Regions from separate parts of the Homo sapiens genome. Here region 1 is linked to region 2. Evidence: read pairs that join two places in POLR2A ChIA-PET (ENCODE). Cell type or tissue: MCF 10A. All regions are shown on one strand. Each heading gives the region's core, and the rest is flanking DNA. Links, peaks and the distances in the headings are about the cores only. Region 1 has its middle 8.0 kb from the start of LAMC1-AS1. Region 2 overlaps LAMC1 (laminin subunit gamma 1).

The links. Peaks named below come from ENCODE experiments on the same cell type or tissue, not always from the same donor. Only the 100,000 strongest peaks of a DNase experiment are listed, where the experiment ranks them.
Region 1: POLR2A ChIA-PET joins it to region 2 with 5 read pairs; 3 of 35 experiments call an interaction of 5 or more read pairs at or near these places.

The regions. Positions count from the first base shown.
Region 1 is chr1:183,145,896-183,152,700 of GRCh38, forward strand. No RefSeq gene overlaps it. Among named protein-coding and RNA genes, the nearest start is that of LAMC1-AS1, 8.0 kb to the left of the region's middle. In MCF 10A, for the core only: no CTCF peak of the experiment used is centred there; no DNase peak of the experiment used is centred there.
Region 2 is chr1:183,091,334-183,096,333 of GRCh38, forward strand. All of the region lies in intron 1 of LAMC1 (laminin subunit gamma 1), which reads left to right. Among named protein-coding and RNA genes, the nearest start is that of LAMC1-AS1, 47 kb to the right of the region's middle. In MCF 10A, for the core only: no CTCF peak of the experiment used is centred there; a DNase peak (open chromatin) is centred at 2,848.

The DNA of each region.
Region 1 (6,805 bases), core at 775-5,774, 55 kb after region 2:
ATACTCAGTGACAACTGACAGTCAGGCACAGTGGCTCATGCCTGTAATCCCAACACTTTAGGAGGCCGAGGTGGGCTGATCCCTTAAGGTTAGGAGCTCGAGACCAGCCTGACCAACATGGTAAAACCCAGTCTCTACTAAAAATACAAAAATAACTGAGCATGGTGGTGCGTACCTGTAATCCTAGCTACTCAGGAGGCTGAGGCAGGAGAATAGCTTGAACCCGAGAGGTGGAGTGCAGTGAGCTGAGATCATGCCACTGCACTCCAGCTGAGGCAACAAAGCAAGACTCCGTCTCAAAAAAAAAAAAAAAAACTAAGATTTGTTGGACATCCTAAATTAGCAGATGTATGTTAAAAGTTGTCTGTCTCTCAATACACACGTGTCTAGCTTAAGGTAGTTTCTTTAGATGATGAGAAGCTCTTAAGCCTATGATTTAATAAAAAGTAAGTAATGTGCTGCACTAACAGGCTAGAATCGGGTAATTTTACTAGAATTTACCTCACTCTTTCTGGAGGGAGGACCCATCTGAAGTGACCTGAGACCAGGTGAGGCCTTTGGGAGCTACAGAGACAGCAGGAAGGCTTTGGGCCTGCAAAGGCCTTCCCTTTACTCTTTGATGCCCTGTTTATTGCCCTGGGCCTCCGTGGATTTCATGCCACCTTCCCAATCTTAGGAATTGTTACAACTATGATACCTGTAAAGAAGAACCTGAACTACTCTCATTAGACTTCCTCGGAGAAAGCTTTAGAGGGCACTAATTACTAGTACTATTACAGCTTTCTTACATGCCCTGTTTTTAACCTTTATTGAGGACCATTTCCCCTCATTTGTAGGACTAATTCAGATGCAGCTATGTCTCCTTTATCATTACTGTCAGAGTGATAAGTGAGATTTTAAAATTTTGCTCCTATTCCATCAGTCATTTTCAGGACAGCAGTTTCTCAAAAGTTGCTACTAGCATAATCTGATTCAGAATATCCCCAGAGGTTTACTCCATAAATAAACATCCTAGCCCCTTAATACACCTGAACTCATCAGCTCCGCTTCCATTAAGCTCAAAATGGAATGCCTGAAGAAGACCCCAGGCACCCAGGAAGGTGAGGAGGTGGGAAAGCAGGTGGATACATTCATAAGGGAAGGAAGGACAGGCCCAAGGAAAGATTAGATCTCTCCAGGCACATAGATTATGAAAACAGAAACAAGAGAATTCTAAATGGCAGATAATTTTGTCCACACTAAGCAGGTTTAAATGAATAATAATAGGTAGAGTAAAAAATACGAAGCTTTTTAGGAAGTTATCTGTCCAAGGTTCCACTAGGGAGCTATGATCAACTATATAGTGCCTTGTATTTGTATTGAGTCTCCTAGAATGACTGTATTTGTTCTACATTAGTGAATGAATTCTAAATAATAGAAGTCAAATGCATACTTAAGAGAATTATTTTTCTTTAAATCCAATGAAAAGCCAAAAGCCCCGACTAGGAATTCAAACATTAGAAACATCAACATTTCAAAACTTATGACACCTCCATGTCCTTGCCTTAACTCCTCTCTCTGCCTTGAATGTCCTTTCTTTCCTCTGCCCAGTACAGTAAAGCCTAAGGTCAAGGTATCACCTGTGTTGGGATTGGCCAGTCCTTCTTGTGTCCACCACTTCTCCCACCTTTGCTCTGTCTTCTAGAATGGCCCTTGGACACATCTTTATAGTTAGGTGCCACTAATCTTTCCCTCCCACTTTGCTCCCACCCCCAAAGATCAGGGTCTGTGTTATTTATGTTATCCTTGGGGCTAGGAGACATACACTAGGCACTCAGGTTGTATGATAGTGAAAAGGTAGCCTTTCTCCACCTATGCTCCCATACTTGTTACTTTTTTCCTACTGTGCACAGACAGGGAGTCTTATGGCAGTTTGTTCACGCACTGTCTCAACTCCTAACAGCGTTCTGCTCTCTCAACATTCCCACCTAAGTGTGGATTGGCCTCTTGTTTGCAGGAAGATAAGCAAAGCCACAGTCTTGCATTATATGGCACAGCACACACCACATACACTGCCATGTGGTCAGCAACTGGCTAGTGCAATCTGGTCTGCAAGGCCCATTGCCCTGGCTCCCAGCCTCAGACCCACCATTCCCAATGCAGGTTTTCCATACAGTTCCTCCTGCAGCCCAGCATTAATTTCCTTTTTCTCTAATTCCTGGAAATCATCCCAGTAAATTTCAATCAACCAATTAATTTGGTGTTTTATCCTGTTTGCATGTGCACTTTAGCAAGCCTCGTAATTAATACTGGCCATGAAGTTATTATTTATGATTAACTCAGTATAGTTTGCTTATTTCTATAAAAAGTCAAGCATCAGGCACTTGATCAAGAATGTGACCTTCTATTACACTATTGTCCCCATGAGTAAGTCCAACTCAATTTAAGTGATCCTCCATGAAACGTGCCTGGTTTGAAGACAACCCTTCCATCTTCCCATCATTCTTTTCACCTTGGCTACTAACAAAAAAAAATCACTTGAACTTCAGACCGATGCTTTTCAGGCCCATCCCATGGTATCTGCCCTAATACAGAGATCCTTTGTCATCTAGTAACTAAATGCAGCCATCAAATTTTGTCCATGTTACTTTTGTTAATGTTAAGAATTTCTAATCCAATTCCTTTCTGAATATTCAGTGCCTTCTAGGACATTCTGTCCTAATTTTCCTTACACTTCTCTGTTGATCCCCACCACTTTTTCCATGGACATTTCTTTCCTCCTGACCATGGTCTCTGTGTTGGGGTTACTGCAGAGTAAGCACAAATCAGCCATGAGCAGAAATGTCTGGGAGATATGCTGTCCTAGTGTGGATTATAAATTCCTCGGTTGCTGAGCTAGCGTCCAGAATAAAGGCTCAGGAGGCACAGCTGTTATTTCAATGATTATATGTTTGGCGTGGTCAGAGAGGTTTGTGTTACAACTTGCTGATCGTTTGTGGCTCAGACAGTCTGCTCTCAGAGCTGTCTCACTTGGGCTGATACAGGAGATCAGACCTGGCCGGAGAGAGTTTTGCCTCATTGATTTCAGATAGGCTGCCTTCTAAGTTTCTGAAGGACTTAGGAAGGACTGGCATTATCAAGATAGCTTGTATGTTTTAAGGCACTTTCGTGATTATTTTCTTTCATTTCTCCCTCATTTGAAGAGAGTCTTCATTTGGCCAAGGGGGAAACTCAAAGCATGGTTTGCTATTCCACCACCTTTACCACTGTTTTAGCACGTTGCCTTATTCTCTCTCATGATTTGGATCAATTTTCCTTTTATGAAGGAAATATACTTGTATTTTATTATAAGCTGCCTCAAATCTCTTTTTTGGAGAGAGTGAGGCAGGATTTAAATATATCAGCAACTTACCCAATATTAAGGAACCACTTAGTGGCAGAATTATTACGTGGAACCTGATTGTCCTCAAGCAGCCTGGGCCACACACACCATACAGCTCATGCACCTCTCCTGCTCACACACCACACAGCTCACACCCCTGTCCTCCTCACACACCACACAGCCCACACCCCTCTCCTCACACCACACAGCTCACACCCCTCTCCTCACACACCACACAGCTCACACCCCTCTCCTCCTCACACCACACAGCTCACACCCCTCTCCTCCTCACACCACAGAGCCCACACCCCTCTCCTCACACACCACACAGCTCACACCCCTCTCCTCACACACCACACAGCTCACATCCCTCTCCTCACACACCACACAGCCCACACCCCTGTCCTCCTCACACACCACACAGCCCACACCCCTCCTCACACACCACACAGCTCACACCCCTCTCCTGCTCACACACCACACAGCCCACACCCCTCTCCTCCTCACACACCACACAGCTCACACCCCTCTCCTCACACACCACACAGCCCACACCCCTCTCCTCACACACCAGACAGCTCACACCCCTCTCCTCCTCACACACCACACAGCTCACACCCCTCTCCTCCTCACACACCACACAGCTCACACCCCTCTCCTGCTCACACACCACACAGCTCACACCCCACCCCTCTCCTGCTCACACACCACACAGCTCACACCCCTCTCCTCACACACCACACAGCCCACACCCCTCTCCTCACACACCAGACAGCTCACACCCCTCCTCCTCACACACCACACAGCCCACACCCCTCTCCTCCTCACACACCAGACAGCTCACACCCCTCTCCTCCTCACACACCACACAGCTCACACCCCTCTCCTCACACACCACACAGCTCACACCCCTCTCCTCACACACCACACAGTTCACACCCCTCTCCTCACACACCACACAGCTCACACCCCTCTCCTCCTCACACACCACACAGCTCACACCCCTCTCCCGCTGCCCTTGTTTCTCCCTCTCTTTCCCTTTCCCTACTTAGGCTCAAGGATAAGGCACCTAAGGCTAGTTCACCTAGATAATTTTGCTTAATAAGGGAATTCACCTAGATTTTAACCCTCTTTGGAATATTTTTACACCATTTTCATTTCCCTATTCTTTTTGCTTTTTAATAACTTTACTCAGTTTTTGTAATTTTCTTCTTTCAAATAAGTCCCATTATCACAGCATTTTATAAATGATGAGATTGTTTTGTATTTTTATGAAAGACTGTTTTTCTCTTTTCTACTTTTTAAACCCTTTTATTTTGAAATAATTTTAGATTTGCAGAAGATTTACAAAGGTAGTACAGAGAGTTCCCATATACCCTTCACCCAGCCTCCCCCAATATTAGCATGTGACATAACTATGGTACATTTATTAAAACTAAGAAATTAACATTGGTACAGTACTATTAATTAAAGTACAGTCTTTTGCCTACTTTTAAACATCTTTTTTTCTAAGGCTCCATTTTTAAAGTAATACTGGGTTTTAAAGCAGAAAATCAGAATATTTGACATTAATACCCAAGTTATGGGGCAACAGGAATTTGAAGTCCAAAATAATTGATTTTACTTTTATATTATGCTCAAGACTTCCCAATGTATAATATATTCATAGTTAATTGCAGATAATGACATTAAGCAACTTAATAAAATACCCTTAAAGTTTTAGAAAGAGATATTAAAATATCCATCTGAATAAACATGGCATTCACAATATGTCACAAATTTAAGTATTTATTAGATACAGGAAACTTACTTAGAAGGATTTGTTTTTAAATTTTTTGTATTAAGACATAATTTCAGACTTATGAAAAAATTGCAAGAGTAGTACAAAAAAATCCCATTTTTTTTTACCCAGATTCCCTCAGTGTTTTCATGTCTTTTGTAGGGACATGGATGAAGCTGGAAACCATCATTCTCAGCAAACTATCGCAAGGACAAAAAACCAAACACTGCATGTTCTCATAGGTGGGAACTGAACAATGAGAACACATGGACACAGGAAGGGGAACATCACACACCGGGGCCTGTTGTGGGGTGGGAGGAGCGGGGAGGGATAGCATTAGGAGATATACCTAATGTGGGTGACGGGTTAATAGGTGCAGCACACCAACATGGCACATGTATACATATGTAACAAACCTGCACGTTGTGCACATGTACCCTAGAACTTAAAGTATAAAAAAATATATATATATGTATATACAAAATTTTACTACTATTGCTTTATCCTTTCTCTCTCTGGCTCCCACAAATGAGAGGGAGAGAAAACTGTTTTAAGTTGCAGAGGTGATGCCCCTTTACCCATCATAATTCAATGTGTATTCCCTAAAGACAGAGAACTTTCTTATATAATTATAGTATAATTGTTAAAATCAAGAAATTAACATTGATACAATATTTTTAATCTACAGCCATTATTCAGATTTTACTATATGTGGTAGACAGAATAATGCCCCCAACAAAGATGTTCACTTCTCAGTTCCTAGAATTTGTGAGTGCATTAGGTTACTGATGTAATTAAATTGTAAATCAGCTGACCTTAAAATAAAGAGATTATTTGGACTATCTGGGTGGGCCCAATGTAATCAAAATGCTCTTCTAATAAGAAGAGGAAGACAGAAGCTGAGCGCGGTGGCTCACTCCTATAATCCCAGCACTTGGAGAGGCTGAGGTGGGTGGATCACCTGAGGTTAGGAGTTTGAGACCAACCTGGCCAACATGGGGAAACCCCATCTCTACTAAAATTACAAAAATTATCCAGGCGTAGTGGTGTGTGCCTGTAGCCCCGGCTACTCGGAAGTCTGAGACAGGAGAATTGCTTGAACCCGGGAGGCTGAGGGCAGTGAGCTGAGATCATGCCACTGCACGCCAGCCTGCACGACAGAGCAAGACTCCATCTCAAAAGAAAAAAAAAAAAGAAGAGGAAGACAGAAAAAGACATCAGAGTGATGCAATGTAAGAAGGACTCTGCACCATTGCTGGTTTGAAGGAGGAGGAAGGGGGCACGAGCCAAGGAATGTGGGGCAGCCTCTAGGAGCTGGGAAGGGCAAGGGAATGGGTCTTCCCCAGAGCCTCCAGATAGAATGCAGCTCTGCTGACACCACGATTTTAGCGCAGAGATCCCCATCTGACTTTTAACCCACAGAACCATAAAATAATAAATGTATGTTCTTTTTTTTTTTTTCGAGACAGAGTTTCACTCTTGTTGCCCAGGCTGGAGTGCAGTGGTGTGATCTCAGCTCACGGCAACCTCTGCCTCTCAAGTTCAAGCGATTCTCCTGCCTCAGCCTCCCAGGTAGCTGGGATTACAGGTGCATACCACCATGCCTGGCTAGTTTTTGTATTTTTAGTACAGACGGGGTTTTGCCATGTTGGCCAGGCTGGTCT
Region 2 (5,000 bases), core at 1-5,000:
CAACCCTGCCCTTGTAGCCAGAAAAGCAGCGATAAACAGTGTAAAGCATTGTTTACAAAAATAGGTGGTGGGCTAGATTTGATCTTCCAGCTGTGGTTTGCCAGTCTCTGTCTTGGATTCTAAGCTACTTAAAGTGTGTCCTACCTCCCTCCCTCTGCCCTTCCTCTTCCTCCTTCCCCTCCCTCTCTAATTACTATATGAACATCTGGCACTTCGTACTTAAGCCCCCCTTTTAATGTATATTTTTTAAATACCTAAAATTTCTTCTCTGAAAAATAAATATTTCTATGCTAGTCTGTAGCCAACAGAATGTAACACCCTCCCTGAAAATGCCAACATTACCCGACACAGACTGGGATTAAACAAGTCTAGGCTTCTAGACAAAGAAGAAACAGTGTTTTCTTATCTTTTTGAGTGTACTGAAGCAGAAGTTAACTCTTTGCTTTCAGATGTGTCCCTTATCATCGAGAATTGCTGGTGGTCCTGTATCATTTTATTATAGGAAGGAAGGATGGACACCAGAGAGGGTGGGGAATTTGGTTTACAGGGAATCTTGACCAGTGCCTGCCTATAAAGGGTACCACTGTGAAATCCCCAGCAGTAAGTAGGTTTTCTAAAAATCAAGTGTGTATTTCTACTTGCCTAGGTTTTAGGGCCTTGTGAATGCAAGTCGAATGATAGAGGAAATTGGCTTGGAGGAAAATGTTGGGGAGTTTGGGTTTAGCTGGGTGCAGTCACCCCTAGACTTGGATGTGGAGTGAGTACCCCTGTTGACTTTAACATCTGTGTGTGTCTTAAAGAAGACTGCTACTTTTCTGGTTTATTGTCTATGCCTACAGATGACACGTGGAATAAATTGCACATTAAAATGTCTGACATGAAAATCAGAAGAGCTTAAGTTCATTCCACAGAAGCCTTTTGTTAGAATCTTCAAAGGATGAGAACCAGGATGAAGAAGAGTTTACAGTAGGGAAGTATTTCTCAACTGTAATTGTACATAAAAATTGCCTATGGTGCTTTAAAAAAATACAGAGTCTGGGGACACATGTTCTCGGGATCTCCTAAGGGCTGTCACAGACCATAAAGTTTAAGAAGAAAAAAAAAAAATACAGAGTTTGGGACCTCACCCAAAACCTACCAAAATGAAACTTGTGGAGATGAGGCTCAACAATTTGCATTTTCAAAAGCTCTGTGGGTGATTCTAATAGCCAGTCTGGGACCTTATTGTGGGCCAGATTATGAGAACTACTATAACAGGAAGACATAGACCTGGGCTGGCTCTAATGGAAAGGGGCCTTCTAGAGCGCCTGGGGGTTTTGAACTGTTTGGGTACAGATAACTCTTTTTAGTCTGGATACTTACAGTGATCCTGAAAATGTATATTATGCCTTTTCTCTTTAGGAAATCTTTGGGAAGGCTTTTTTAGAGAACGTCTTTGTGGATGAAAGGGGCTCTCTTTCTCCACATCTCTTAGACCCACTCCAATCCACTCCAAACCACCAGAGAAAGTCCTCATTGTTCAGTAGAAATCCAGCTGCCACACTGGATCATTCCCATCAGCACAACACATGATGTCTTCCCATCTTAAAAAGCAATTTGTTCTTGAACACCCCTTTCCCCCTTCAGCTACCACCTCATTTCTTTATAGAAAAATTACTTAGTGGGCTGGGTGCAGTGGTTCACGCCTATAATCCTAGCACCTTGGGAGGCCCAGGTGGGAGGATTGCTTGAGGCCAGGAGTTCAGTGTTGCAGTGAGCTATGATAGTACCATTGCACTCCATCCTGGGCGATTTAGGGCTCTCCCCTGTCTCTAACAGAAAATAAGAAAAATTACTTGGAAAATTGTTTTTATTACCTGTCTCCAATGCCCCCTTCCCTTGTGCCCAGCATTCTCTATGGCTTTCATTCCTGTCAGTTCTAACAAAGCACTTCAAGGTCACACCTCCAGGTTGCCAAATCCAGTAGCCAATGCTCAGTCTTTATCTTTCTTAGCATTTCAGGAGTATATGACAAAGTTCAGTTGGTCACTCTCTTCTTTTTAAAAGAAGCTTTTTAAAATTTGGCTTCTGGAATTCTACTCTTTTGGTATTCTTTCTACTTCAGTGGCTTTTCTCTCCAGTCTCCTTTTCTGGGTCCTCCCCATTTCCCCCATTGCTAAAAGTTGGTATGTCCCGAGACCCAGTCTGTGTACCTCTTATCTATCTATGTCCATTCCCTAGTTGTTTTCCTCTAATCCCATGGCTTTGAATACTAACTGTATGCTGACGACTTCCAGATTTCTCTCTCTTGCTGCAGCCTTTTCCTGAACTCCAGACTTTTATATCCTACCTGCTGAATTGATATTTTCACTTAGAGGTTTCGTGGGTATCTTCAACTTAGTATATCTGAAACTGAACTCCCAGTTTCTTACTCTCCATCCCCCCATGGCTGCTTCATCATTCCAGTTGTATAAGCCAAAGCTTGCATCCCACATCCAGTTCATCAGTAAAAGTGGTTTGTTCCACCCTCAAAATATGTCCAAAATACCATTATCTGTTAGCTGGATTGTTGCAAAACTCATCTAACTCATCTTCTTGTTTCTCTGTCATCCCTTCTGTAGTCTTTGGTCAGTACAGCAACCAGTCATCCTTTTGAAATGCTAGTTAGAGCCTGTTACTCCTTTGTATAAAACTCTCCAGTGGGTTCTCATCTTATTCAGAGTACAAACCAAGTCTTACAGTGATCTACAGAGCCCTCCATGTTGGCATTCCCTCCTCCTCTCAGCTTCTCTCACCTCATCTCCTAATACCTTTCCACCTTACTCACTGCTGCTTCAGCCGCACTGGCCTCCTCACCACTCCCTGGAACTTGCCAGCATGTGCCTGCCTCAGGGTATTGCACTTGCCATTCCTGGAATGCTCTTCCCATTCCTGGAATGCTCTTCCCCCAGATGTTGCACTGTTTTACTTCTTCAGGACTCTGCTCAGATTTCACCTTATCCATGTCATGAGACCATCTCTGATAATGCTGAATTAAATAGGCTCCCCACAAACTTTCTATTCCCACTTCGTTTTTCACCGTCATCTGACACACAGAATTTTCATTTTTATTTTAAAATCTGTTCCTTACCCAAGCATGCTCCCTACTTTTACTGTAAGTTCTACAAGGTTGAGACCTTGTCTTATTCTCTGCTGATCCCCAGTGCCTAGAACAGGGACTGACACATAGTAGGTTTTCAGTAAATGTTTGTTGAATGAATGGAAGAATTTGGACTTGAGCAATTATCAAGGCCAGTCATAGCTGTTAACCTTGACCTAATGGGTGGCTGTGGTAAGAAATTAATAAGCAATTGTGAAAACTGAGAAAGCCATTTTAGTATGTAAGATATCTTATGGTATTTGTAATTTGTAATTATTTCCTCTTTTAAGGACAGATGTAAACAGTACATGATCAGGGGAATTAGGGACCAAGTTTATTAGGAATGAAACTAAAGAATAAAAGGCACTGTAGCAAAATGAAGGATTGGAGGGGTTTTTTTGTTTTTCGTTTTTGAGATGGAGCCTTGCTCTGTCACCCAAGCTGGAGTACAGTAACACGATCTCAGCTCACTGCAACCTCTGCCTCCCGATTCAAGTGATTCTCCTGCCTCAGCCTCCTGAGAAGCTAGGATTACAGGCACCTGCCACCACACCCAGCTAATTTTTATATTTTTACTAGAGACGGGGTTTCACCATGTTGATCAGGCTGGTCTCCAACTCCCAAACTAAGGTGATCTCCCGCCTTGGCCTCCCAAAGTGCTGGGACTACAGGTGTGAGCCACCGCGCCCGGTGGATTAGAGTATTTTAAATAGCACATCACAGTGGACTTTTAAGTTCACTTAGCAAATAGTTGTTGAATAGAAAAAGTAAACTATTGGTCAACTTTTTGTGACTTTGTGGGATTATTGGAGTTGACCTTAGTCTATTACTATACCACCGTGACTAGGTATTAGAATCTTGTTTTTCTAATTAGATTTTCTCTTTTTAAAAAAACTATTTTTCACTCTTCTGTTATAGATAAAAGCCAAACTATAGCCAGCTTTCAATAGTATATGAATATCACAGAACAAGAAATAGCTTCCCACACAATTATGGTGTCTTTTTCATATCTTAACAATTACACATTTCTGAAATATGGGCTTATGTAGCTTATATTTAATTGCCTTTTTATTTCTTTAGTGTTATAATTAACTTAGTTGCCTTCTTTGTGACTCCGTTAAATCTCATGTCAGTCAAATCCCTGTAGTGGGATCTTTGTTCAGCAGAGCGAGTGGATTTTTTGCCTCAGCTTACACGAGTGGGGGTGAATATTGGCCTTGTTCCTTTAGCCCAGCTCAAGGACTTATTCATGCCTGTAGTCTACCACCATGAATTAGGTCTGGTATTGAGTCTTGGAAGCATGGGGTTTGGGTTAATAAGGCATATTCCCCAGTTCTTGGCTTAAAATTTCACTTGGGAATCTTTTTTGGTGAGTATATCAAATAAAATGGCAAAGATGTGCAGATTAGGATGAATTTATCGTATGTTTTGATAATGGAAATTGTTTGTACCCTCTAACAGTGATTTGCACTTATTTGAAATTACTCTCCAAGGGTGTTTGACATTCTAGTGTTCAGTTAAGAATTCTCTCTGTATGCATATAATGGCTGTTTTATGATCACATTTTAATTCCTATGATAAGTCAATTTTGGCCCTCCAGTTTACTGAAGTGTATATGGCATTTTGGGGCATTGCAATTAGGCAATGCAAGCAGAAAGCTTTTATTTTTTAGAACTTCTGCATTAGGTTAGTGCTGTGATCTTATTTAACCATAGCACCAAGTAGTATTTTGAGGGTGATAGGGAAAGAGAATTGTCTTTTTGGCTTAAACTTTATTTTGATACTTCATCGAAAAATCTAATTTCCATAGAGATTACGGATTTATCTTCTCCAAAATCATACTGTCTATTTCAGAACTTTTGTTTTCCTCTTAGCTCCATAG